2 separate regions of the Mus musculus genome follow, and region 1 is linked to region 2. A link is a loop called in an ENCODE intact Hi-C map of the cell type or tissue named here. Cell type or tissue: heart. All regions are shown on one strand. Links, peaks and the distances in the headings refer to the core of each region. The heading gives the core; the rest is flanking DNA.

Region 1 (12,412 bases), core at 2,180-10,179, 240 kb after region 2:
AATAATTGAACCGAGACTTCAGGAGTCTCAGAGAAGAAATCAAGTTCCTAGTGCAAGGGGGACTCAAAACCTGGGCTCCAGAAGAGGGCGGGTAGCACCTACCTGTGGGCCAGGTTGGGTGGGAGCAATAGGAGAGCTCACAGAAAGAGGAAGGGAAAAGACAGGAGAGGAGGGCTAGCTAGGACTGGCCCCTAGGGTTCAGTCATGTGACTCCACCTCCCTTCTACCTTCTGGCTAGCAATGAAATGCATTAGTGCGAGAGCAAATGACGAGTGCTCCCCACACAGATCTTAGCCACTGTGGCCACCAAGGGTGACTCAAAGCTGTCTGCACATAAGGTGGCATCCTAAAGACAAAACACAAAGTCTGGCAGGCTGCTCCTCAGGCAAGATAAGGACCTATGCTGCAGCTGCTCAGAGTCCCAGGTCATTGACCAACTAAAAGCCAGCAGCTCTACGCATTGGAACCTCAGTGAAGCTGCAAGTGGGGCTGGGCTGCGGGTGTTCTCCCACCCCTCACTTCACCTTCTCTATCCTCCGATGCTCCGTTCAATGCTCGTCCCCTGAATCCCATCTCTCTCCCAGAGGCTATGCCCTCCCAGCATTTCAAGAAAGCATCTATCCTAGTGCATTGCACTAGTTGTGCTACAGCTTGCAGGGGCCACAGGGCAAGGAGGAACTGGTCCAAACGCCTCCATAGTGTCACTCAGTGTCTTGGCTTCATCTCACGCCCAGCCTCCTCCCTCCCTCAGACTACTCATTACAGAACCCTATGTCCAAACCAGTGTCCCTGGCCAGCATGAGATGTTTCAAAGCTTCCTGATGGTGCATGTTAGTCAGCCAGCCAGGGATGCTCTGCCCAATTCACAGACCTGAAATACTTCCCCACCCTCAAGGCTCAGCTCAATAACACTTCCTCCTTAAAACCTCCTCAACTCCTGAAGCAGAGTGGTTCTGCAGTACTGACAGAGAGGCTAGATACATGGCGACCTGTGGCTGGGCTTGGGTTTCTGCCTGTGAATATCTCTACATCGTCTCTCAGCCTGCAAGCCACTCCCAGGCACTGTCAGTATCTCTGTTGGCTTCTGGGAATACTGCTCTCACTCCAGGGTCACCTGCATTCCTGGTCTGCAGCTGAAAATGGGGGGAGGTAAAATACCCACAAAACACAAACCTGCAGACCCTTGCTGAAATGGGGTAAGGGCTCCATTTTGAAGAGGAAAAAACTCTTTGAACTTCAGAACTCAAGGGAAAAAAATCAAATACAGATGTTTCTGGGGGCTTGGGGAGATAGCAAAGTGCTCTCTTGGAAAGCATGAGATCCCCAGCATTCCGGCAAAAGCCAAGCACGGCCACGCTTCTATAACCCCAGAGTTGGAGAGGTGGAGAGAGGTAGTTCCCAGAGACTTGCTGACCAAAGAGAGAGAGAGAGAGAGAGAGAGAGAGAGAGAGAGAGAGCAGCTGAAGCAACAAGCTCTGTGAGATAACCTGGATCATAAAATAATATAGAGGCCAGAGGTGGGGGCACACACCTTTAGGCTCAACATTCTGGAGGTAGAGGCTAGCCTGGTCTGCCAAATGAGTTCCAACCAGCCAGGGTTGTAGCAAACCCTGTCTCAAACAAAACCCAAACACAATAATGTGGAGAACAACCAAGAAGACTGGCTAACATTGATTTCTGGCCTCTGCAGATGCTTGCACACACAGATGTGCACACACACACACACACACATACCCCACGGCCACATACAAATTTTCTTTAAAAGTATAAAACATAAGAGTTAATTAGATTAATCATTTCATATTATATACATAGGCCCAATGTCACAGGGTAGCCTTTTAAAATATACCATGATGATCTGTCAATCACAAATAGTAAAAATAGCATTGCTAAGGTCAAATTCCTTTCAATGCAAATGGGGTACATAACCTTCAGTGGACTCAAGGCTGAAGTCCTTATGAACACTAAAGTTATAGATGTCACATTAGAGGTTATACGTGGTTTCACATACAACCAAGTGTGTGACATGAATGAGCAGATAAACAAATGAATGAGTGATCTTCCCACAGGCCCATGACGTTAATTTATGAGTCATTATCACTGTTACATAGAGGCAAAAGGTAAAACACTGGGGGCTAATTAACTGGAACAGAGATAAATGGCTAGTGCTAGTCGGAACTCCAGCTTTCTGATTCCAAGTGTGTGGCATCACTTGGCTGTCACATGGCCCCAGTGTCAGATGGAGTGCCACATGCAGCTGGGATTTCCCCCTCTCTATTTGGTTGACCCAGGGCCCAATCCTTCACAGCACAGCCAGTCACAACCCCTTCAAATCAGCACCCTACTTGGTTCATCTCCCTCCATGATTCTCCCATTAACGGTGAGTCCCTGCGCGTGGTCTTGGGCCTTGTGCAGAACGCAACAGGTTAAGTAGATGTTACAACGTATTTCAGGGACTTGGATAAGTCTGGATAGGTGAGTCGGTTAGCCCTGTCTTTCTCTGGTTCCTTTCCTGCCAAAGGACAGGGACTCGAGTTATGGGAGATGGCCCAAGACACCTTGTGCATCCCTGTCCTTCCTTACTCTTGGTCCCTTCAGACCAAGGCAGTCACCTTTTGGGAGGAAGCTCCCATCCCAGCGAAGAGGAAGAGCCTTGATACAGAGGCACACAGCATTGTAAGATTTGCAGAACAAATCTAGCCCAATTGCCATTCACTTCTATTCCCTCCAAAAGAAAGTACACGTGTAGAGTTTCTCCCTGACCATGGCCCCTCAAAGGGACACATAGGGATTGTGTTTTAGATACAGGTTGACATGGTGGCTATTGAAATCAAGGTGTGGAGAAATTAGGGAAGAGAGAGAGAAAACAAAATTATGAGGTCCAGAGAAAGATTAGGTCATGCCCCCCAAATAAGCAGTGCTGACCTCCAGACCAGCCTGGATCAGATACTGGGATGCCACCTGTGAGTATGACTCCCACTCCTGTTGTATGGACATAGACCCCCAAGGTTTAAATGCTGAGCTGCCCCCAAGTACTTGGTCTTAATTTCAAAGAGAGCTGGTCTCAGGAAAACTGGCCAGGATGGAGCTAGATGAGAGTACAAGCCAGGAGTATCTGCAAAGAGAAGTGCAGCTCTCCCATCAGTCCCTGCTCACATATGGCTCAGCCTGGACCTGGAGGCTGTGGGTTCCCAGGCTCTGCTCAGTGATTCTACAAGAACCATCTGTGAGACTCGCTGACTAGCGCTGCAGTCTTTGGGTTGAACTAGCCAGGCTGAGGCTCACATTTAGCAGCAGGCCAAATGATGGCCCAGAAGGTGCCACCTGCTGGGGGAGGCAGATAGAAGAAAAGGACAGGGGTCTCATCTGCTGTCTAAATCCAAGTTGCTCTCCACTTCTGGTCAAAGCATAGGACAGTACTGTCTATGCCAGGGACTTCAGTGCCCGTTGAAAAGAGGGATCTCCTCACCCCAAGATAAGTTTCCTCCAAAGATCGATGGGACAATTTTGGGATGGCTGGGAGTAGTCATGATGTCAGGGAGATAAGGGGACAGTTGCACCCACTACCCCCAGCTTGGTAGCTGGCCAAGCTGCCCTCAACCACTACAAAGGAAGATGCCTGGCTCTTCCCTGAACCTGGGGGCTTAGCAGCCCCTCCCCACAGGCATCTTCTTGAGGGATTTCAGTTAAGAATATATGTGTGGTAGGAGGTCATGCTTGGAAGAAACCAAACCTACACAAAGAAAGCTCTCCCTAGCTCTCTGGCCAGCACGTGTAGTCATTCAGTTAGATAGCCACCAAGTGAGGATACTGTCTACAGAAAGAGCCACCCAGCCCAGCATAAAGCTCCTCTTATTCTTACAATCCTTACAGCCCTCACTTCCCGTATCTGATGTTGAGTTCCTGAACCCCACGTATGGGTTCCTACCAAAGCTGGTCCGTAGATATAAGAATACTGTTCTCGCAACAGGAGAGAAGAGGTGACAAAAGTACAGGGGAGTACCGAGTTTGTTCATTTTGTCTGAAAAGTAGCCTACAGCCTACGACGGAGAGTGAGGGCCGGGTCCCAAGGTAGGGCTGTGGGTGCTGGAAACTGCCAATCTGTCAGCAAGCAGATGGGGCAGAGGTCCTATTCCCATTCGGACTCCCCGTGGACTAGCTGGTAGGACTAAGACCATCAGCGGAGCACAGACACCCAGAAAAGCAGTTAGATAGGTTACCCTGAAGCAGCTGACCCAGCCAGGGATGCTTCTGACTAGCAAAGAAAAACAGCACACAGAGCATCCAGCCACGAGTCTCCATCCACACCTTAGAAAGATGCAAAGCGCGACACCGGGTAATTTCTTCCAACAAAATACATACGTTTCTGTTTTGCCTCTGCCTGTGTTCAAGTTCATCAAGAGACCGGAGAAAACCCTTCGCTGACCGGAAGCCTAGCTTGGGAATGGAACGAGAGAGGGGGGAGCAGCTTCTGACGAACGTCTCCACCTAGGAGGGAGGCTGTGCGCACCCCAAAACCTGCCCTCAGCCCGACCGGGGAGTCAGACCGGACGTCCCCGGGATTCCGGCGGAGAAGCGGCTGGTGCAACTGCCTGTGCACATCCAGCCAAGACCAGACGTGGTGAGATGCTACCCACACATCCGCCACGGTCCTGGCGCGCCGGCCCCGGGAAGGCGCCTCGCCAGCGCGCCCTGCGCCCCAGCAGGTGCAACCCCGCGCCCCCAGCAGGTGCAACCCCGCGCGCTCCCAGTCGCATCTACACAAACTTGTTTGCCCGGGGCGGGGGTAGATCCGGCTCGCAGCCCGTGCTAGGGTCCTGGCTGGGAGACCTCGAAGACAGGACTCACCCAGCGATCACAGCCGATTGGGGCACCCGCCTTCCGGGGCGCCAAGCCCGCAGCCCGCAGTGCCCAAAGCTCAGACGCCTGTAGCAAGCGCACCCGCGCTCCCAGGCCCGCGTCGCGCAGCTCCCCGAGGCTGCGGACTTCCGCGCTGAGCAGTGGCGGAGCGGGCGGGCGCCCAGCTGAGCCGCGGGCGCGGAGTACAGCGAGTGGCGGGCGCAGAGCGGGCGAGCGGGCGCCCGGTCTGCACATGCTCACTCGCGCGGCCCGGGGACAGCGGCCGGCCTCCGCCGGGTCCTAGAGGCTTCCGCGCACCCCCCTCTTCTAGGCTCCCAGGAAGGGTCGCAGCTTGGCTTCGTGGCGGGAGGTATGTGGGTGATCTGTCCGGGCTTGCGAGACAACGCACATACCGCGGGTGACACGCACTACTCGCCACCGCCAAGACAAGACGTTGACCACTCTGTTGCACCCGCCCAGCCACAGCCTACCACTGCAGCCTAGCCGGCTCTAGCACGCACCATGGTGCTCACACCAGACGCACACAGGAATACACTGGGCATCGCCACTCGCAGCAGTACGCCGCCACACTCAGATGCAGACGTGGTGGCAGACGCACAGTGGCTGATACAAATACACACTGAATCACCAGACACCCACACTCACACACTCTGTACTCTGCTCCACTCACTCAGAAGCAAGCTAGGACACGGACAGTTGCACACACATACAGAGCCACACAAATTTGTACCACTCTAATGTAAATACCCAGGCACACACTGGATTACTGTCCCATACTGGGGGAGCTAGGCACATTCACCTAACTCTCCTTGACACACAGCCACTCAGAAACAAGCACTTGCTAGAAACACACACACAATTTGAGACAGTACCACAGAATTACAAAATGGCAAAGATACTCACACCATCTCCTTACACACCTGGGGTTCTGCCAGCAGCTTATCACTCTGCCCACATTGACACAGGGAGACAGACCTTCTTGATATAGAGTGTAAAGGGACATTGCCTCACTGGTACACACACACACACACACACACACACACACACACACACACACACCACAGAGAGGGGGGGCACATAGGTCTATATACAGCCCTCCTTTTAAATAAAGACTTACCCCACTGGGAAGCTCTGCTCCCCCTTTCGAAGCCCCCAAGTCACAGCATCTACCCTGCTCTTCCTTAAACAACAGTGGGTATAGTTCTCACCCAAGACTGACAGCCAAGATGTTCTTGGAGGCTGCTGGATGCTGGGGACAGGATGAGAGGAGGCATCAGGAGCAGGTGGCAGTGGCTCTAACGGACTTCCTGAATGGAAGTTTTTTACTTCCAACTTCCGCTAGGGGCAGAGCTGCTCAGCCACTCAGAGAAGTGGGCTTTCAACAGGTGCAGGGCAGCAGTGGGGCTTGGAAGGGGACCCGTAGAAAGCTTCTGGCGGTGCAGTCGAAAGGCACCCTGGTGGGGAAAGGGCTTGTTGAAGTTTACACAGAAGAGTCTTGGGTCTGGGGATGAAGGTTGAACTCTTTGGAGCCTTGGGAGTTTTGGGTAGGAGCAGAGGGATTTTGTGCTATCTCAGCATTCCAGGCCTGCAAAGAAAGTATCCTCTGCATAGCCTTTAATCATTGTTATCAGCTGTAACTCAATGAATCCTCTTGCAATGTTGTCTTGTGTTTGAACCCTCTTCAGGACTGACTGCATAATTTATAGGGTCCAGTGGCAAAAAACAAACAAACAAACAAATTATCCAAGATGCAAAGGTATAATTTTTTTAATTTTTTAGTACATATTTTCCTCAATTACATTTCCAATGCTATCCCAAAAGTCCCCCATACTCTCCCCCCCCCACTTCCCTACCCACCCATTCCCATTATTTTGGCCCTGGCGTTCCCCTGTACTGGGGCATATAAAGTTTGCGTGTCCAATGGGCCTCTCTTTCCAGTGATGGCTGATTAGGCCATCTTTTGATACATATGCAGCTAGAATCAAGAACTCTGGGGTACTGGTTAGTTCATAGTGTTGCACCTACAGGGTTGCAGATCTGCAAAGGTGTAATTTTAAAACAGAGTTTAGGGTTATTGGGAAACAGACTCTTGTGTCTTGCACAGGCCGTAAGTCCATGAAGTCACCCATGACCCTCTTATATCCTTTGTCCCACTTAATAGTTATGACAAACTACCTTCATTTGCATCCACTTCAAAGACAATGCTCTTGATGCACAAAAGGAGATGGTTGCCCAAGGGTTGCAGTGAGGACAGCCCTGAGAACCTCCAGATGCACTCCTCGCGATTCTGGGCACTGCTCTGCAGCTGCTGCTTCTTGGGAGGAGATGTCACCTAGAGCAGCAGCCACCTGAGATGTGGAGCTGAGTTGTCTGTGTGAAGTGTATGAAGGGTGGAGGGGATGTTAAGGGAAGAGTCCCGTGTCTGATTGCACCTGCAACGCGCAGCATGCCAAGAAGCACCTCCTGGTCTCCAGGTAGGTATGCCTGCCAACTTGACAAGAGACACTACGAAAGGAGGTACAAGGAGGAACCCATAGAGTAGTGAGTTGAGAAGGGCGTGGGAAAGGCAGTTTGGGTGTCAAAATGGGCATGAGTATTTCTGTGTTGGAATAAAGCCTTCCTCTTTAGCACTGGTTGCAGATAAAGGTTCAAGAAGCCAGCTTGGGTAGCCCTGATAGCAACACCCCTTTCAAACCATGCCAAGCCCCTCCCTGTGCCTAGATCTCCTTGCCACATAGCTAAGATCCACTGGCAGTTGGCTCCATATCATTTTCCTCCCATATGTTAAAGGCATCCTAATGCCCCATGGACTTCTATGGTGGTCCCACAACAGTGTTGACACAGATCCAGCTACTCCTGCCTGAGTAATGCGGTCACCCCTGCTTCCCCTGCAAGGCTAAGACTAAGAATTAAAATAGTCTCAGCTCGTACTACTCCTGTCTCGCTGGGTTTGCCTGTTTATTCCATCTGTCCCTGTTTGTGACTTTAATCATTAGATCCCAAGTTTATGTGTTGCCTTCTAACTCCAGCTCCTGGGGTTTTCCCCTCCCCTCCTCCATTCTCCCTCTCCCTCCCCTCCCCTTCCCACCTCTCCCCTTCCCTTTCCTCCCTTTCCTTTGGCTGGCCTCTCCTCCTTTCTCCTTTCATGTCACTGAGAGCGACGCCCATCCTGTGTTAGATTCCTGTTGAATACTGGACACCGTTGATCCAGTCCACTACAGAAGCATCTGGCATGGAAAGCTGGACAAGGAATGGCCCCCCACCCCCAATCTGGACCAATATGTGTGTACGCAAAGCAGCACCGGACACAGCATGCGATCTATTTTTGTAAGTATTCCATGCAAGGGTTTTTCCTGAGGAGCAGAAGTGCCACATGCTGTTCAGTGTTACCCAGGCCCCCAGGTTTGTAGTGTCTGCCCCTTCTCCAAGTAGCTCATTGTCCAGGAGGCCAAAGGAAGTCCAGCTAGAGCAGCCGCCCACTGTCCACTCCCCAGGCCTCACAAGATTGACTACTCCTTTCACTTTACATCTTTTCTGGCTCATTGTCCTTTCTTTAACCTTCAAAGGCCCCACAGCTAGAATTTGAGCCCCCAGATATCCAGGGGGAGTTTCTCTCATATAGAGCTATTGTATACATAACCCTTAGTGCATGCTCATTCAACATTCATTAAGATTTAGTTATTTGTGAGATAGTTTTACTTCATATTACAGACTTGCTTGGAACTTACCCTATAATCCAAGTTAGTCTTGAATTCACCTGCAATCTTCCTGCCTCAGTCTCCCAAGTGTAGAGGTAGTGTTCTCAACCTGTGGGTCACAACCCCTTTGAGGGTCAAACCACCCTTTCACAGGGGTTGCATATCAATATCTGCATTTACCACATATTGACATTACAATTCATAACAGTAGTTAAATTATAGTTATGAAGTAGCAAAGAAACAATTTTATGGTTGGGGGTCACCACAACATGAGGTTGTATTAAAAGGGTCACAGTACTGGGAATTTTGAAGACCACAGTGAAAAAATTGTAGGTGTGAACCAGTTTGTTGGTTAACACTATAAAGTTTATAAGCTCTCAAATCACCCACCAATGTCCCTGGGCATACCTGTGAGGAATTATCTAGAGTAATTCTCTGGTCCTGGCTGTGTACAATTATCAAAATGATCTTGAGATGAGAAGACATATTTTCAGTATGGGTGATGCCATCCTACCAGACGAACAGGTATACAGAAAGGAGTAAGTGATCTGAGCACTGCATTCGGTGTTCTCTGCTAACTAAAATTGATACAATGACTCCATCTGCCTCAGGTTCCTGCTGACATAGCTTCTCCATCATGAAGAACTGTATACCTCCAAACTGTGAGCCAAAATAAATCCCTTGTTCCTTGAGTTGCTTTTGTTCCATATTTTGTCTTAGTGGCAAGACAAGCCACCATGCCTGTCTCAAGTGTAATCAATTTCTAAGGTTCAATATGTGTAACGTGACATTTTCCAGGAACCCCGGTAGGTCTCTAATGGATGCTGGATTTCTTCTGAAGAACTCAAGAAACTGCCTACTCTTGCTCTGGTTGCAGACATCTCTGTTGGTCCCCAGCAATCTTGTGATTGGCTCCCAGAGTCAACTAACCGCCAGTGTGACCCTGGAGAAAAGGGGGATACTCACTCTATGGTATCCACCTGTTGGGGTGGAGGTTGTGTCAAAATGAGAAACCAGTGCCCATCAGCACTTGGAGCACTTGTTTGTGTCTGAATGCTTTCCTCTTTACCTATGCAGCTATTGCTCCACTGCTCTGGCCTTTAAGGTCCTGTGAGGACTGAGAGTCCTCAAGCAGCCTGTGAAGGCTGCCTTCACTCCCATACATCTTCTGAGGATGTGACCTTCAAGGATGGGGAGACTCTTTGAGAACATCTCTGAAGAGAAGACCCAATTTCCTTTCTCCCTTCTAGTTTTTCGCATGGTGCCATGAGTGCTTCATGCTGTACCTTCAGTAAGACTGGAGGCTGGCTCCAGTCGGCACTTTGCTGGGCTGTAAGTATTGATTTGCTTTCTCCTGTGAATGCAGCAGTGACTTAAATGTGCCTCTGCAAAGATACCAGCTACACACAGATGGCAACTGCACCCCCTGCTGAGATGGGCCTGCAGAAGGCAGAGCTGTGGGGGTGTGCAACAGGGCAGCAAGCCTGTGCCTGCCTAGGATCAGGCAGCCTCCCTCAGTGCTGGTCTGATGATTCCCAGAGAAGCTGGATTCCCAAGACATGGACCAGAAACCCCAGAAAGTTATAGAAATCCAGAGGTGGTGAAAGGGCACAATGCAAAAGATTTCTTTGGTTGGCGTGATCTGAAGGCTATTTATTGTACTGGCTGGTTTTGTGTGTCAACTTGACACAGGCTGGAGTTATCATACAGAAAGGAGGTTCAGTTGGGGAAGTGCCTCCATGAGATCCAGCTGTGGGGCATTTTCTCTATTTGTGATCAAGGGGTAGAGGCCCCTTGTGGGTGGGACCATCCCTGGGCTGGTAGTCTTGGATTCTATAAGAGAGCAGGTTGAACAAACCAGGGGAAGCAAGCCAGTGAGGAACATCCCTCCATGGCCTCTGCATCAGCTCCTGCTTCCTGACCTGCTTGAGTTCCAGTCCTGACTTCCTTGGTGATGAATAGCAGTATGGAAGTATAAGCCGAATAAACCCTTTCCTCCCCAACTTGCTTCTTGGTCATGATGTCTGTACAGGAATAGAAACCCTGACTAAGACAGCTGTGTTGCCTGGTACAAGCTCATGTCTCTGGATCCCGGTGTCTAGCTGAGGAAAGTGTATTGCTTCTCTCAGAGGTAGTGTTTTAGTTTAGTTTGTTTTGCTTTCATTCCCACTAGCACAGTATCTAGTCTGCAGCTCAAAGATCTGGGAGCAAATTCAGCTCTCAGTCTTACCATTTACGAATACTTTTCTTTGCCAGGCAGTGGTGGCACATGCCTTTAATCCCAGCACTTGGGAGGCAGAAGCAGGCGGATTTCTGAGTTCAAGGCCAGCCTGGTCTACAAAGTGAGTTCCAGGACAGCCAGGGCTACACAGAGAAACCCTGTCTCGGAAAATTTAAAAAAATTAAAAAAAATAATACCTTTCTTTGAGGCTATGACTGCTCTAGCTTGTGTTATCTCTGATGGATCCAGGAAAAATCAACCAAGGACCTTCTAGAAAGGATTAGTGGTTCTAGATCCCATTGAGCATGTTAAAGACTCACAGAAGAGGTCAGAATAGTAACATCGGCTAGAGTTCGGAAGGAGTTGTTCTACATCTCGTGGATGACTTTGAGGAGTTTAAGACAACAGTGGTGGTAGCTGTGGTAGGAAAAGTTAGAGTTAGGCAATGAGAACTGGGCAAGGAGCTCAAGGATGGACAGAATTGTCCCACTCTCATGATGAACGACACGGTTTCTCCAGATGGAATCTGCTCTGGTGACCGTGATGTGAACACTGCTGAAATGACCAGGGATCTAGAATGTCACATCACCCTGGCTGACAGGCAGAGGTGGGATGAAAGAGGATTTGCTCTGCTTTGGAAGGAAATTCTCCCGTGGGGGAAACACTATGGCATCACGGTTCAGACTGAGAATGTTTGATGCCCAGGTTGTGCTTCTAGAAGAGTACAGAAGTAAGAGACACTCTGATGATTCTTCCAAGTCCCCATCCCAGCACTGAACCGAACAGCACAGCATGTACTGGAATGAGAGTCCTTACATGGGGGTTACAGATGTCTGGTTCCATCTTCTATTTTGTAAAGGCAGAAACTGGGTGAATCAGAGGAATGGAAAGCCATGAAGAACCTCAACGTGCCAGCATGGGCTGGAGTAGACATGAAGTCCATGGTGTCAGCTGTCAGCTAGAAGGTTCAAAGCTAGCAAGCAAGCCCTAGTACAAGAGGATGGTGCAAGTGCCTCCACCCTGTTTTTCTCTCTCTGCCTATCCTGTCTACCCATCAGACACTGATACTTAAAGAAGCAGCAGCTCGGCTTTGTCCCGCTTTTAAAGATTTCCCTGTAAGTCTGTCACCAAAGGTCTTGAACCTGCAAATGATCTCAATTAAGCTACTGGCATACTTCTCACATACAGCACTGGTATAAAAGACCAGGTTTCAATTTTTGAATAAGTTAAAGCTCACAGTCAAGTTGCACAGAGAATGGGATTCTCCCATACCTCCAATCATTTTCCCCGTGGCCAGCATCTTGTATTTCTATGGTTGCTTTTGTCAGAATTGAGACCTTGGCTGACATTGGTACATGGCTGGTAGCTAAACTCTGAACTTAATTTGGATCTCACCAGTTTCTCCATTAACATCCCTTTTCTGCCTCAGGGTGCCTTGCAGGGTTGCAGAATGCTACGAGCTGTCTTGTCTGCCCAGTGAGCGTCCTCTGTTGATGGTTTCTCATGGTGCCTGGGCTTTGCATGACCTTGACAGTCTCAGGACCACTGTTCAGGCAGAATATCCTTCAAGCTTATTGCAAATCACTGGGTATCTCAAACTAAGGTGGTTGTAGAAGGTCCTGGCATCATGTGT
Region 2 (12,412 bases), core at 1,965-9,964:
CTTCATGGCCTCTTAGTGCTGGATGTAAGTGTGGAGTTGGTCATCTCTTTCCCTCCTGCCATCTAATACACAAAGAGAATTGAGATTCAGAGGGGTGAACTATTTATCTGCTGATGTCAGCTAGTTTGATCATATCCAGGAGTAGAGCCCAGGGCTCCAGGTCCTGAGCCTGTGTCCCCCTACCCCATATATGCTTCCCTAAACTTCTCTCCAGAGGCCTTCTGAAGGTGGGTGGGGGTGGGGAGCTGACTCCTCAGGCATGTGGAGATCATCTCACTAAAAATGAGATTACAGCACCTTCATCTTCCGTTTCCCCAGGCAGCATGGGTGTGCTTACTTGTTTCTATAGGGAAGCTGCTCCCAGGCACCCCGCTGCCGCTGAGCACCTAGCCTCTATCTTGTTTCCATCAACATAATCTGTTTGCAACACGAGATTGGGCTTTTCCCTGGCCCCCTTATCACTAATAGGATCAGCGGATTCTGCAGGCTGTTGGGAGCTGCAGTGAGCATGCTCAGTCAGGGAAGCGGCTGTCTCTGAGACGAGACTGCAGCTCAGTTAGCTATACACCAAGCTTTGGGATTCAGGAGAGGAGAGTTCGCCGGGACTCAGTTGCTCCGGGATAGCTTTTAGCTCAGGCTCTAACTCAAAGCCCTGTCTACCAGAGGATGGTTTGGTTAGTACCGTGTAGAGCCTCCACTGAGTTGTTACCGTCTTACTTCTGGAAGCTTCTCTTGTCATATATAATATTTATCTCTCATTAGGTGCGGGTTTATTTCTTGCTACAACAAACCAAATGATTTTTTTTAAAAAAATAAATTTGCTTTAGAAACGACTTGGTCAAAAGGGACTGTTCAATTATACATTTTATACCGCTCCATTCACGAATCCTGTGCAATGGCCAACTTTATAAGCTTTCGACGTTTTAATCAATTTGATCTTTCGGTTTTCTTTTCATCTTTTGGAACCAATCTTTCTTTCCTACGCCGTCAATGTTTTTGCCATAGGCACTTCCGGCTTGCACCTGGTGGATAAAGAGGTCTCACGCAGGAAAGGAAGAAGCCAGAACACCTGGTACTCCCAGCTCGGGTCTGCTACTAGTTAGCTGTGCTCCCTTGGGCGAGGCCCCAGCAGACTCTGTACCCTCCATCCCAAGCTGGTGCTTTTTGGGACAGGCTGAATGTCAGGTAGCTTGGTGCAGGTGAGTTTAGGAAGGTGAGAAAGAAAGCTGGAAATCAGATTCCCCTCCTCCGAAGGGGAAGGGTTAGCCAGCTGGAATCCAAGCCCGGAGCTGGGGCTTCTGTTGCTGGGCAACAGCAGCCTTTGTCTTGCTATGACTCAGATAGGAGAAGAGTTTTTGAGTTGGGCTCCAGCCACACAGGACTTCCTGCCTCTGCCAGTTTCCTGTTTCCTGGAGTGCAGCCTTAGTCACCCCTTGAGACTCTCCTCAGCGCGCTGTTCAGAGGCTGCCTCTAGCCCAGCCTTTAGGGCACACCGATCTGTATTAATTCCAAATGCAGGGGAAGGAGCCAGATGAGTGTCTGCACGGCGTAGGAAAATAGAATTGTTGCAATGTAAAAGCCTGAACGCACTGTAAGCTCTCCAGAGTTCTTAGGGTTTGTGGGATACTCTGTCCCCCTCATGGTAGGCTTCAGGGATCTCTACCTCCGTCACCAGCCTTTCTTCACCAGCCGTGCAAGGCAGTTCACTAGCTCTCAGATTGCTTGTCCCTATTCTCAGATCATGTGTCCCCTTTGCTTTATTTTTTTGGGACTGGGTTTTGGAATGTCTTCACTTCTGGAAGGCTCTTCCCCGCTGATCCCACACAGGTAGATGTGGCTTGTATCCCAGTTGTCAAGTGTTAGGGGGGTTGTTACCCAGTGTGCGGGTGTTGAAATGGGTGTGGTAACTGGTTTTGTGTGTCAACTTGAGCTGGAGTTATCACAGAGAAAGGAGCCTCCCTTGAAGAAATGCCTCCATGAGATCCAGCTCTAAGGCATTTCTCAGTTAGTGATCAAAAGTGGGAGGGCCCATTGTGAGTGGTGCCATCCCTGGGCTTGTGTTCGTGGGTTCTATAAGAAAGCAGGCTGAGCAAGCCAGGGAGAGCAATCCAGTAAGCAGCATCCCTCCATGGCCTCTGCCTCAGCTCCTGCCTCCAAGTTCCTGCCCTGTGTGACTTCCTGTCCTGATTTCCTTTGGTGATGAACAGCAGTTTGGAAGTATAAGCTGAATAAACCCTTTCCTCCCCAACTTGCTTCTTGGTCGTGATGCTTTGTGCAAGAATACAAACCCCAACTTAGACGTTAGTGTTCAAGGGACTGGAGAGGTGGCTCTGTAATTGGGAACACTGGCCGCTCTTGCTTGGGTTTGAGTCTCAGCAACCACAGGGCAGCTCACAAGCAATTGTAACTCCAGTTCCAGAGAGTGAATTGTTATAAATTGAGGTCACTTCACGGGCTTGGGTTTTTCTGCATTCATAAGCTGTTTCTCTTTTAGCTCCTCTGCCATGTTGTAACACATTCAGGGAGCCCTCACCAGAAGCTGAATTGATAGGGCCACTCAGGTTTTGTTCTTCAGCTTCCCAAATTGTGTTCTTATTTACAAAGTATCTAGCATAAGGTATTCTGTTAGAACAACAACAACAACTAGTCTGCCTAACTTACCTGTCTTGGAAGGGCTCTCTCTCCAGTAACCTTTTGAGTGGTAGAAAGTAGGTTGTGGCCACAGTGCTGTTGTTCACAGTAACAGCCACTTTTCTTATTGTTGTAATAATTAAAATAGTTGATAAAAGCATCTTAAAGGAAGAAAAAAAATACTTGAAAGGTACTTTTATCATGGAGGCAGGAGTGTGAGGCGACACACCATGTCTGCTGTCAGGAAGCAGGGAGATGCTCTCTCTCTCTCTCTCTCTCTCTCTCTCTCTCTCTCTCTCTCTCTCTCTCTCTCTCTCTGTACAGGACTCCAGCTCATGGATGGCATTATCTGTATTAAGGACAGGTCTTCCCTCCTCAGCTAAATTTCTCTGGAAGCAGTCTCATACATACACAGAGGTGCGACTCCTAAGTGATTCCAAAATCAATTAAACTTGACAATAAAGACAAATCAAATTCACCAAAACAATTTCCCCTCTGCTTCCTGGATGGCTATTCAGCTGGATACTATTTCTTAGGCTCCCTTCTGGTTGGGTGGCCTTCATGTCGGCTCTCTTCTAGTTGGGTGGCCTTCATGACGGCATGCTTTTTGTTGTTTTTTGTTTTTTGTTTTGTTTTGTTTTTTTGTTTTTTTTTTTGAGACAGGGTTTCTTTGTGTAGTCCTGGCTGTCCTGGGAACTCACTCTGTAGACCAGGCTGGCCTCGAACTCAGAAATCCGCCTGCCTCTGCTTCCTGAGTGCTGGGATTCTAATCATAAGAAAGAGAGCAGAAGTCATCGATGTACTTTCTGGGCTAAGGTTCACATCTGTTTGCATCCCCTCACTGTGTTATTTCGGGGTGATTGGTGTACAGTGAGATGTTCCTTTCCAGCACACAGGCTGGTACCTAGCTTCACTACCACAGCCACTTTAGAGTGTATGCAGCATCCTAAAGGACCTTCTCATGCTTTTGTAATACATTTCTTATGCCCCAGTTAGGGATTGGGGGAAGCAGTGAATTCTAGGAATACATGGATTCATGTGGCGTGCAGTATTGGGCTGGGTGTTTTCTTCACATGATTTGAAACTTCATCTATGTTGTTTGCATCTGTAGCGATCTGTAGCCCCACCCCTTTTCTATTGGGCAGCCTTCCATTGTATGAATGCACTATAATCTGTGACAGACCTTTGGCTACAATGGTTAAAGCTAGACATACCTGTGTCTAGTCTCCACGTGAATCTATACTTTCCATTCCCGAGAATTGAAACTGCTGAGCCCCGCAAGTGCCTTTTATGAAAGTGCTAAGCTGTTCCCTGCAGTGACTGTTCTAGGTCGGCCAGCAACATAGAAGAGTCACAATAGTCCACACTGTCACCAACACTTGATCACTCCCGCCCACTTAATTTTAGCCCACTGGTAGGTGTATCCTGGTATTTGTTGTGGTTTAACTCACATTTTTCTTGATCACTAATTCTATTAAACATTTTCAATGTGTTTCTTGGTATCTGCTTTTGTAAATACTTTAAAAAACACTGGTTCATTTCAACTAGTTTGGTTTTACTACTCTTGAGTTTGAATGTACATTGGATGTAAGACATTTGCCAGGTATGTGTCTGACCAGGAAAGTTTTCTTTGTTTCTTGTCCTCTCAGTGATATAATCCATTCAGATGGAGCCATGTTTATTTCTAGACAGTCCAGTTTATGGACCTATTGATATTATTGATGATTTGCCTTTGTGGTGTTTTATCTTAGATATCTTTCCTTCCAGGCCACTGAGCCAAATGTATGCAAAAAATATGTATTCTTTCCTGCTCCCTTATTTCGTCTTCTCTGACTTTCAGAAACAGGTAGCACTAAAACCTGGGGTGTAGAAAAGGCATAAGACAAAAAGTGTCTGGACCCCTGGGACCTAGTCATGAGGGAGAGTCCCTAGCAGGACTATGTCTTTGGACTGGAAAGCTTAGGCAGGAATGTGTGTCAACTATATTTGAACCATTAACTTTTGCATGCCTATTTGTGCCTTTTGTTTGCTTGTTTGTTTCACAAGACAGGGTTTCTCTGCGTAGTCCTGGCTGTCCTAGAACTACCTCTGTTGACCAGGCTGGCCTGGAACTCAGAGATCAAACTGCCTCTGCCTCAGAACTGCTGGGATTAAAGGTGCAAGGAATCACGCCCGGCCTTGCAGGACGATGTGGTATGGCAGCCTCGCCTGCTTCAGAACCTAGCCATTTCTCAGGTGTGCAGATTCGGCGCTTTACCCAGCAGATTCGGTGCTTTACCCAGCAGATTCGGTGCTTTACCCAGCAGATTCGGTGCTTTACCCAGCAGATTCGGTGCTTTACCCAGCAGATTCGGTGCTTTACCCAGCAGCCTCCAGTGAGGCTCTGGCATGAATTGGAGGATCAGAGCCCTTCAGCTCTCCTCCATGGTTCTAAGCTTTGTTTTTTTTTTGAACAAGCCAGAGAGTACAATTAACTCTGAGGAAGGTTCATGCGTATTGTTTGCGCATATGGACTGGCATCTAAATTGCACTATGCGGGGGTTGGGAGGACATGCTGCTGTCCCTGTTCCCTTTCCATTCGAAAATAGAGAGGCTGTCAGCCCACCATGATTTTCTTCATTTGTACTGTTTATTCCTTCATTATCCAATTCTGCCTGTCAGTGTATGTGGCTCTCCATTGGCTTCGCCTCTGGGGGATTGTCTTCTAACTCTGCCTTGCCATGGTAGAATCCTCTTTCCTAAACAAGGCTGAGCTTTACCCCGCCAGATTCCCACTGGGTGATTTGTTACTGTAATGCAGACCCGTAACACGTCAGTCCCCAATCTCCTTTATAGTTTATTTCTGCTAGTTTTCATTTGTTTTACAGATAATAAAATCCACAGTAGTTACTTTTCTGTTGCAGTGATAAAAGACCATGACCCAAAGCAACTTAAAGGAAGAAAAAGCTTGGTTTGGTTCATGGTTCTGGAGAGCTAGAGTCTATAACATCGGGAAAGGCAGGGTATACTGGCAGTGAGAGAGAGAGAGGGAGGGAGCGAGGGAGGGAGAGAGAGAGAGAACACAAACAAGAAGTAGAGAGAGCCTTTAAGTCCACAAGTCCATGCCCAGTGACTTTCTCCAGCAAAGCCCCACCTTCTAAAGTATCCCTCTCAACAGTGCCACCTACTGGGAACCAAGTCCATGGGAGGAACATTTCTTATTCCGGGCCACTATGCTCACCAATCAGTACAGTGAGAAAGGAGATTGCCAATAGCCTTCAGCATTCTCCTTCAGCTTATGACTTCATCCTCTCGCGTACATAACTTCTGTCCTGAATTTTATGCTTATCATTCTTCAGCTTCTCTATACAATTCAGTTTCACCTTTAAAGTCTGTCTCATGATTTATGCTTTCAATAGCATTGTGTGAGTGTACTGAGAAATAATGTAGATATAAGGCTCACCTATTCAGAGGCAGAGTTCAATGGCAGTAAATTTATTTAGTCGTGCAACTGTCTAGTTTTAGACTGTTTCCACCAGAAGACTCCTTGCTCTCATTTTCTGTCATTTGAAAGCACGCTTGAAGGTTGGTGTGATGACACAAACCTGTGATCTCAGTGTTTGGGAAGGTGGAGGCAGAGGGATCACAAATTTAAACCCAGTCTGTGCTGTACTGTGAGATGCTCTCTTAACCCAAGGGCTGGGATGTTGTAGCTTAGTAGTAGAATACTTTCTTGGTGAGCACGAGGCTCTAGATCTTTAAAAAAAAGATGTATTGTTGTGGGTATGAATATTGATATTAAGAATTTTTCATCCAGAGAAGCTATTCATAATATCTTCTTTGTGGAGTACCTTTGTATAAATGTGTATATGTGTGTATGTATATGTGTGTGTACATATGTATGTGTGTATACATATGTATATGCATGTATGTGTATATGTGTGCACATATGTACATGTGTAATATGTTCATGTATATGTATATGTGTGTGTATGTATTTGCTCACTTGAGTAGGTGCATGTAGAGGCCAGAGGTTGATATCCCGATGTCGCCCTCATTCACTCATTTTTTGAAACAGTGTCTCTTTACAAAGCCTGGAGCTTGCTGCTTCTGCTAGATGAGTTGTCCAGATCCACCTATCTTTGCCCTGCAGAGCCCGGATTCTAAGCAGGCACCAGCTTTCCACATGGGCGCTAGAGATCCGAACTCAGACACTCATGCTTTTACAGTAAGCATTTTACCTGCAAGGTCATCTCCCCAGTGCCAGGAAATGTCTTTTTAAGCCTCTTTCCTATTTCCTAAAACATTTTAAAAAGTTAAATATATTTAAAAAATTCAAAATGTACACTGTGTTTATGTCACAATGCTCACTCTCCATCCTCCCTCTAACTCTTCATATGTCTCCCTCCTCACTCCTCTCAAATGCATGACCTCTTTGTCTTTAATGATATATTTATATATATATGTATATGAATATGTATATATATATATTATGATTAGATATGTAAATGCAGCCATCTGACTCTGTTTAGGACTGACCACTTGATACTGAGCAGCTAACTAGGGGAGGACTACTCCCTCTCTCAGTAGCCAGTAGTTTCCTGTAGCTCCTTTAACCCGGTTTGAACATTGTACTGTTTTCTTTTTGCTGTTGGTTAATAGTCTTTGATGTAGTCTGGAGAGAGTTCTTTCGTTAGACGTCTGTGTTATGATTTTTTTCTCAGTTTGTTGGATGCTTGTTAATTCCATTAACACTGTATTTGGAGGAGTAGGGATTTAATTTGGATGAATTTATTTATTATTTGTCTTTACCAAGTCTCAGAGACATCTTTTCATTTTCTCCAGGATCTTCTTCTGCAGTATGCTTGCTTTATGAACTACCCGCACTTGTTCTTAGCCAAAAGGAGAGATGGGCTCTATCTCCAATTAATCTTCATGTATGGGATGGGGTAGGAGTTAAGATTTTTCTGTATACATTGTCCTAGGACCATATTAAAGAAGATCTCCTTTCCCTTGTTGAGTTACTTGTCAAAGGATTAAGTCATCTTACATGTGAGCCCCAATTGGAGCACGTATTCTGACTGTGACCTTACATGTGAGCCCCATTCTGACTGTGACCTTACATGTGAGCCCCGTTTTGGAGCATGTGTTCTGACTGTGACCTTACATGTGAGCCCCATTCTGACTGTGACCTTACATGTGAGCCCCGTTTTGGAGCATGTGTTCTGTGACCTTACATGTGAGCCCCGTTTTAGAACATGTGCTCTGACTGTGACCTTACATGTGAGCCTTTGGAGCATGTGCTCTGACTGTGACCTTACATGTGAGCCCTGTTTTGGAGCATGTGCTCTGACTGTGACCTTACATGTGAGCCCCGTTTTGGAGCATGTGTTCTGACTGTGATTCTCATTCCCAGACCACCCTTGACTTGATTGGCACAGTTAAGGAACAGTGAGAGGCTGGTCGTTCACCTCTTTCTGTATTTTCACTTTTCCACATCCCCTTCTGGGATTTGGGTTGTGAGTGACTGGCTAATTGAATAGGAAACAAAGTCTTAAAGGTACCAAGCTTTGTGCATGAATGTGGAATGTCTTTGCACTTATTTAGGTCTTTTAAAAATTCTTTCAGCAACGGATTTTAGTTCTCAGCACAGTGAATTTGCAACTTTTAATTTGATTCATTTCTAAGTAATAAAAAATTCTATTGCCCATGATAATTTTAGAAGTTTTTTTTAAAATTCAATATGCTTCTGCTAATAGGTAAGACAAGAATTGATTTTTGGATAATGATATTTTATCCTGCAAGATTGATGAATTTAATTCTGGTATGTTTTTGGAGATTCCGTGAAATGTTATGTGTTCAGACAGATACGTTACTGGTGAGTGGTCACAGCTTTAATTTTTAAAAAATTATTTTTAATCGATTACTTGGGAATCTCACACCATTTACTCTGATCTTTCACCTCTTATCCTGCTCATGTCTACCGTCTTCTCCTGTGACCTTCACTCTGAGAAAAAAACAAAACAAAACAAAATAAAACCAAATAACCAAATCCATGTTGTATGGTTTATTTATTTATTTAATTTTAAATCTGTATGTGGAAGTTTAGACAGCAGGTTTAGTGTCCTGTCCTCTTTCTGAGTTTAGGCATTTAAAGCTCTGCCCTCCCCCTCCTTAGCACTCCAGCTGTGCCTTGCAAACTGTAATACACTGCCTTCGTTATCATTTAGTTTGAGCTTTATTCCAGTTTCCCTTGTAACTTCTTCATCGATCTGCGGTTTACTTAAAAGCGTTTGTTTAATTTACCCAACCTTGGTGTATTCCTTTTAAATTTAATTCCATGCGACCAGAGACTATGACTTGAATGATTTTTTTAATCATTAAAAACTTGCTGAGATGTGCTCTTTTGTGAAGCATGTGGCCTGCTTGGGTGAGGATTTTCTGTGTACCTGAGAGGGATGCGAGGTCTCTTTTGAGGTGGACTGATACCTGAATGTCAAAGAGGTCATTTTAGAGGATGACATTAAGACATTCTGAGTGCTTATAGCTCTGATGAGCTTGAGGACCTGTGAGGAGCAGCAGCTCTGTTTGGGGGTGCTGACTAGAGAAGGTTTATCTGTAAGGATCTAGTTTAGTGTATCATGCAACCCAGCCCCCCACACGCTACAATCATTTCTACCTTAACAAAAGCAGACTGGCCTAAGATCCTAGATTTGTTCTTGTTGGCCTACTGTGTACTTCTCCAATTTTGGGAAATACAAGAATACAGGCTAAACTTTCACTAAAGAATTGAATACGCTGGGAGACAAAGTCTGCTTGGTGCTTTAGATGAGGGATTTGATGGACTTACACTGAGTTACGCCCTGTGAGCAGGGCACTGAGATTTGCGCATACTCAGTGGGCAACACATGTGAGTCTGAGCATGCTCATTAGGTCACTCACCTGATAGTTTCACATGGTTGGAGGGCAGTTCAGCTGAGTATTAATCTCAGTGAGTAGCTCATCTGGAGAGTTAATAAACTCAGTATGTAACTCCCTTAGGGATTAGGTAAGTCCTGAGCTCCTGGGCTTGCTTAGAGGTTAGCTCACTTGGGGATTCTCAGGGGTGGGCAGTTTCCCTAGAGACAGATTGTGCCCAGTGGGTAGCTCATTTACGTACTGAGCATGTACAGGGAGTGATTCCCCTAGATGAGCTGTGTGTGTGTGTGTGTGTGTGTGTGTGTGTGTGTGTGTGCGCGCACCTGCAGAAGCTAGATTTGTCAGAACCAAACCTTTTCTCGAATAGGTGGGGAACCGACATTCCAGGAAGTTAAGAATTGGGCAAGGTTATATTTCCTGTGTCTGTGTAGGGGTAAGTCACCCTGCAAGGCCTTCTGACATTTCTCACTTGCTCTCTGGAACTTGAGACAATTCATGACAGCCAATTTTTTACAGTGATCAAACAGGGAGGACGGAGATGAAGAGACCTCCTTAGGATGCCTGTTAGGAGAGTAACTGAGGAAGGGAGGACACTGTCCATAGCCCATCTTGCTGTCTCTTGATGGACCTTGTTTCCTCCAAGGACTGATTTACTGGGGACTGAGGTCAGAGTTTATAACAGAAGCACAGGGGATTTGTGGTTTAATTGCCCTGAGCAATTGGGAAGGCACGGAGGAGAGGAAAGCCCTTCAGGGGGAACGGTAATTATTTGTGTACAGAAATCACAGCGCTCGTTACAAACTGTTTGCGTACTCTTGTGTATGGGCGGATGAGCGTGCGATGTGCGCATTTTAGAGCAGTTTATCGGGCCTATCTCTCAATCTGTCGAAAAGCAGTGTCGCCATAAGAGTCTGATGGTTTATTTCTTTCTGTTTAAGCGAAACGTAAATTATCTGGCCCATTAATATCTGGGCGCTCTAATCCATTATTAGAGGAGAGAAGTAAAACCCCTGCACTAAGATGAATGTTTGCTTTTAAGATGATTAATAATGCCAGGTCCTTGGCACATTCCTCACAGTGCTGTTGGGCTCTGTTTCGGGGAAGAACAGAAACAGAAACAGACTGGGAAGATCACCGGCTGTGGTTCAGTGTTCACTCAATGGCCCTTCTGTCCCCTCCTCTCTCCCAGAGCCTTTACTAGCTTCCCAGTGCCTTTGTCATGTAGGACAAAATCCTAGCAAAGCAGCTGACCGTGCTTCCCTCCTGGAGCATCCATGATGTGCCCAGCCTTGCACTGTGGCAGAAGCAAGAGGAGGCTTTGAGCTTGGAGCTTTATGGATATTATTGCTATCCTGGCTGTGTCACAGGGCTTCATCGCCAGAACCACTATTGTCTCTTTGTGAGTGAGACAATTGAGGCTCAAAGAGGTGGAGTCATCTTCCTGGTTTCACAGTGAGTGAGGGGCAGAGCCAGAGCGCATACTCAGTACTGGGGGACTCTGAGGAACTGAGCCTGAGCCTGAGGCATTTGTTGTTCTTATGCAAACATTGTGTTTGCGCAGAGGCTGCCCTGTCTGGCAGTAATTAACCTGTAACCGGTGTGGGATCTCAAGTGCTCAGATTGCTGGGGGCAAAGTTTCAGTGTAGGGTCCCAGTCTGGACCTTAGTAGGTGATACTGTGTCCCTCAGTGTTGCTGGGGCTTTCTCCTTGGTGGTGGTTTTGGAAAGGTGTGGCCTTGTCTCTCTAGCCTCCCACCTGGGTTCCGGTCACATCATCTCACTACCGATGAATGCAGCAGCCCCTGGGCTCACGGCCTTCAGCGGCATCTGTCCACAGTGGGGCCCTCACCACTAGGATCCTCACAAAGCACAGATCCTCTTGCTCCCAGTATGCTTGAAGTCCCCATTCCCACAGAATCCCCAAGGATGCTGCAGCCTGCCTTCTCCTGCCCTTGCTTTCCTTCTTCTCTGCCTCTCCAGTCAGAAACCCTCTGCTTCTCTCTTGACCATCTTTGGGCTTCCTGTGATCACATCTGCTAGGGAGAGACTCCTTCTGTTCAGTTCTCAAAGGGCTCCCTCCCACTCCAGCTGTCTGTGACCTTCATCCATCTCTCTAGGTGTGTGGATAGATGCTCTCTCTCCTGGTCTCAATAGGGATAGATTTAGCTCTCTTGAATGGCTACAGGCCCAGCAGAGAGTAGTCAGGGAGCTATGCCCAGCCAGGCCTGCCTGCATCTCCTCCAGCCATCCTACAAGTGTTTTCCTAGCCTCCATTTGGTGCTCTCTTTGAGGCTGGGTATTCAGAACACCGAGAAAAGTGAGGCATGTGGTGCCCTGCCTTCGTGTAGTGCACAGGCCACAGGGTTGACTTTCTACAAACCACAGCTCCTCTGTTAGGGAAATCAGCTGAGCTGTGTGGGAATAATGTTGGGAGCAGGTGTGGCTGAGCCCATGCTGTGTGTCTCTGCACCCATGATGCCAAAAATGGGGAGAGCATTGAAGGGCAAATAGCCAAAACCTCAAAAGCAGCAGCTGGTCTGTCTCGGTCCTACATGTTTGGTTTTGTTTTTATTTTCTTCCTCTGTAAGGATGGCTTTCCTCCAGGACTCAGTGTGACCCATCCCCCTTGGGCTCCCTCCACTGCAAGGTGCTGCTTTAGCTTCTGTGGCCAGTTGTTTTCCTGAGCCATTCCAGGGAGCTCACAGTGACCAGAGAAGTAGGTCTTGGAGCCACTGCCCACAGGATAGGAGGGGCTCCTGCCAACAGGCAAGCATTGTTTACTATGGACAGACAGCAGGCTGCATGTTTTCCTAATTTCCCAGAGAGCTCATTTTACGCTCTGCTAAGAGCTCAATGAGCTGGTACAAAAGCTGAGAGGCCCTCCT

What was found. Peaks named below come from ENCODE experiments on the same cell type or tissue, not always from the same donor. Only the 100,000 strongest peaks of a DNase experiment are listed, where the experiment ranks them.
Region 1: it touches region 2 in a loop (1.9-fold over the local background); 2 of 42 quality-filtered maps call a loop at or near these places.

The regions. Positions count from the first base shown.
Region 1 is chr11:71,743,666-71,756,077 of GRCm38, reverse strand. It overlaps Wscd1 (WSC domain containing 1), which reads right to left and starts at 5,063. Exons shown (of 9, transcript NM_001357965.1): 1 at 4,849-5,063. In heart, for the core only: CTCF peaks have their summits at 3,341 (motif pointing left) and 6,213; DNase peaks (open chromatin) are centred at 4,706, 5,217 and 8,197; H3K4me3 peaks cover 1,497 bases; H3K27ac peaks cover 839 bases; H3K27me3 peaks cover 4,239 bases.
Region 2 is chr11:71,985,087-71,997,498 of GRCm38, reverse strand. No RefSeq gene overlaps it. Among named protein-coding and RNA genes, the nearest start is that of Gm46262, 21 kb to the right of the region's middle. In heart, for the core only: a CTCF peak has its summit at 5,802 (motif pointing left); no DNase peak of the experiment used is centred there; H3K27ac peaks cover 124 bases.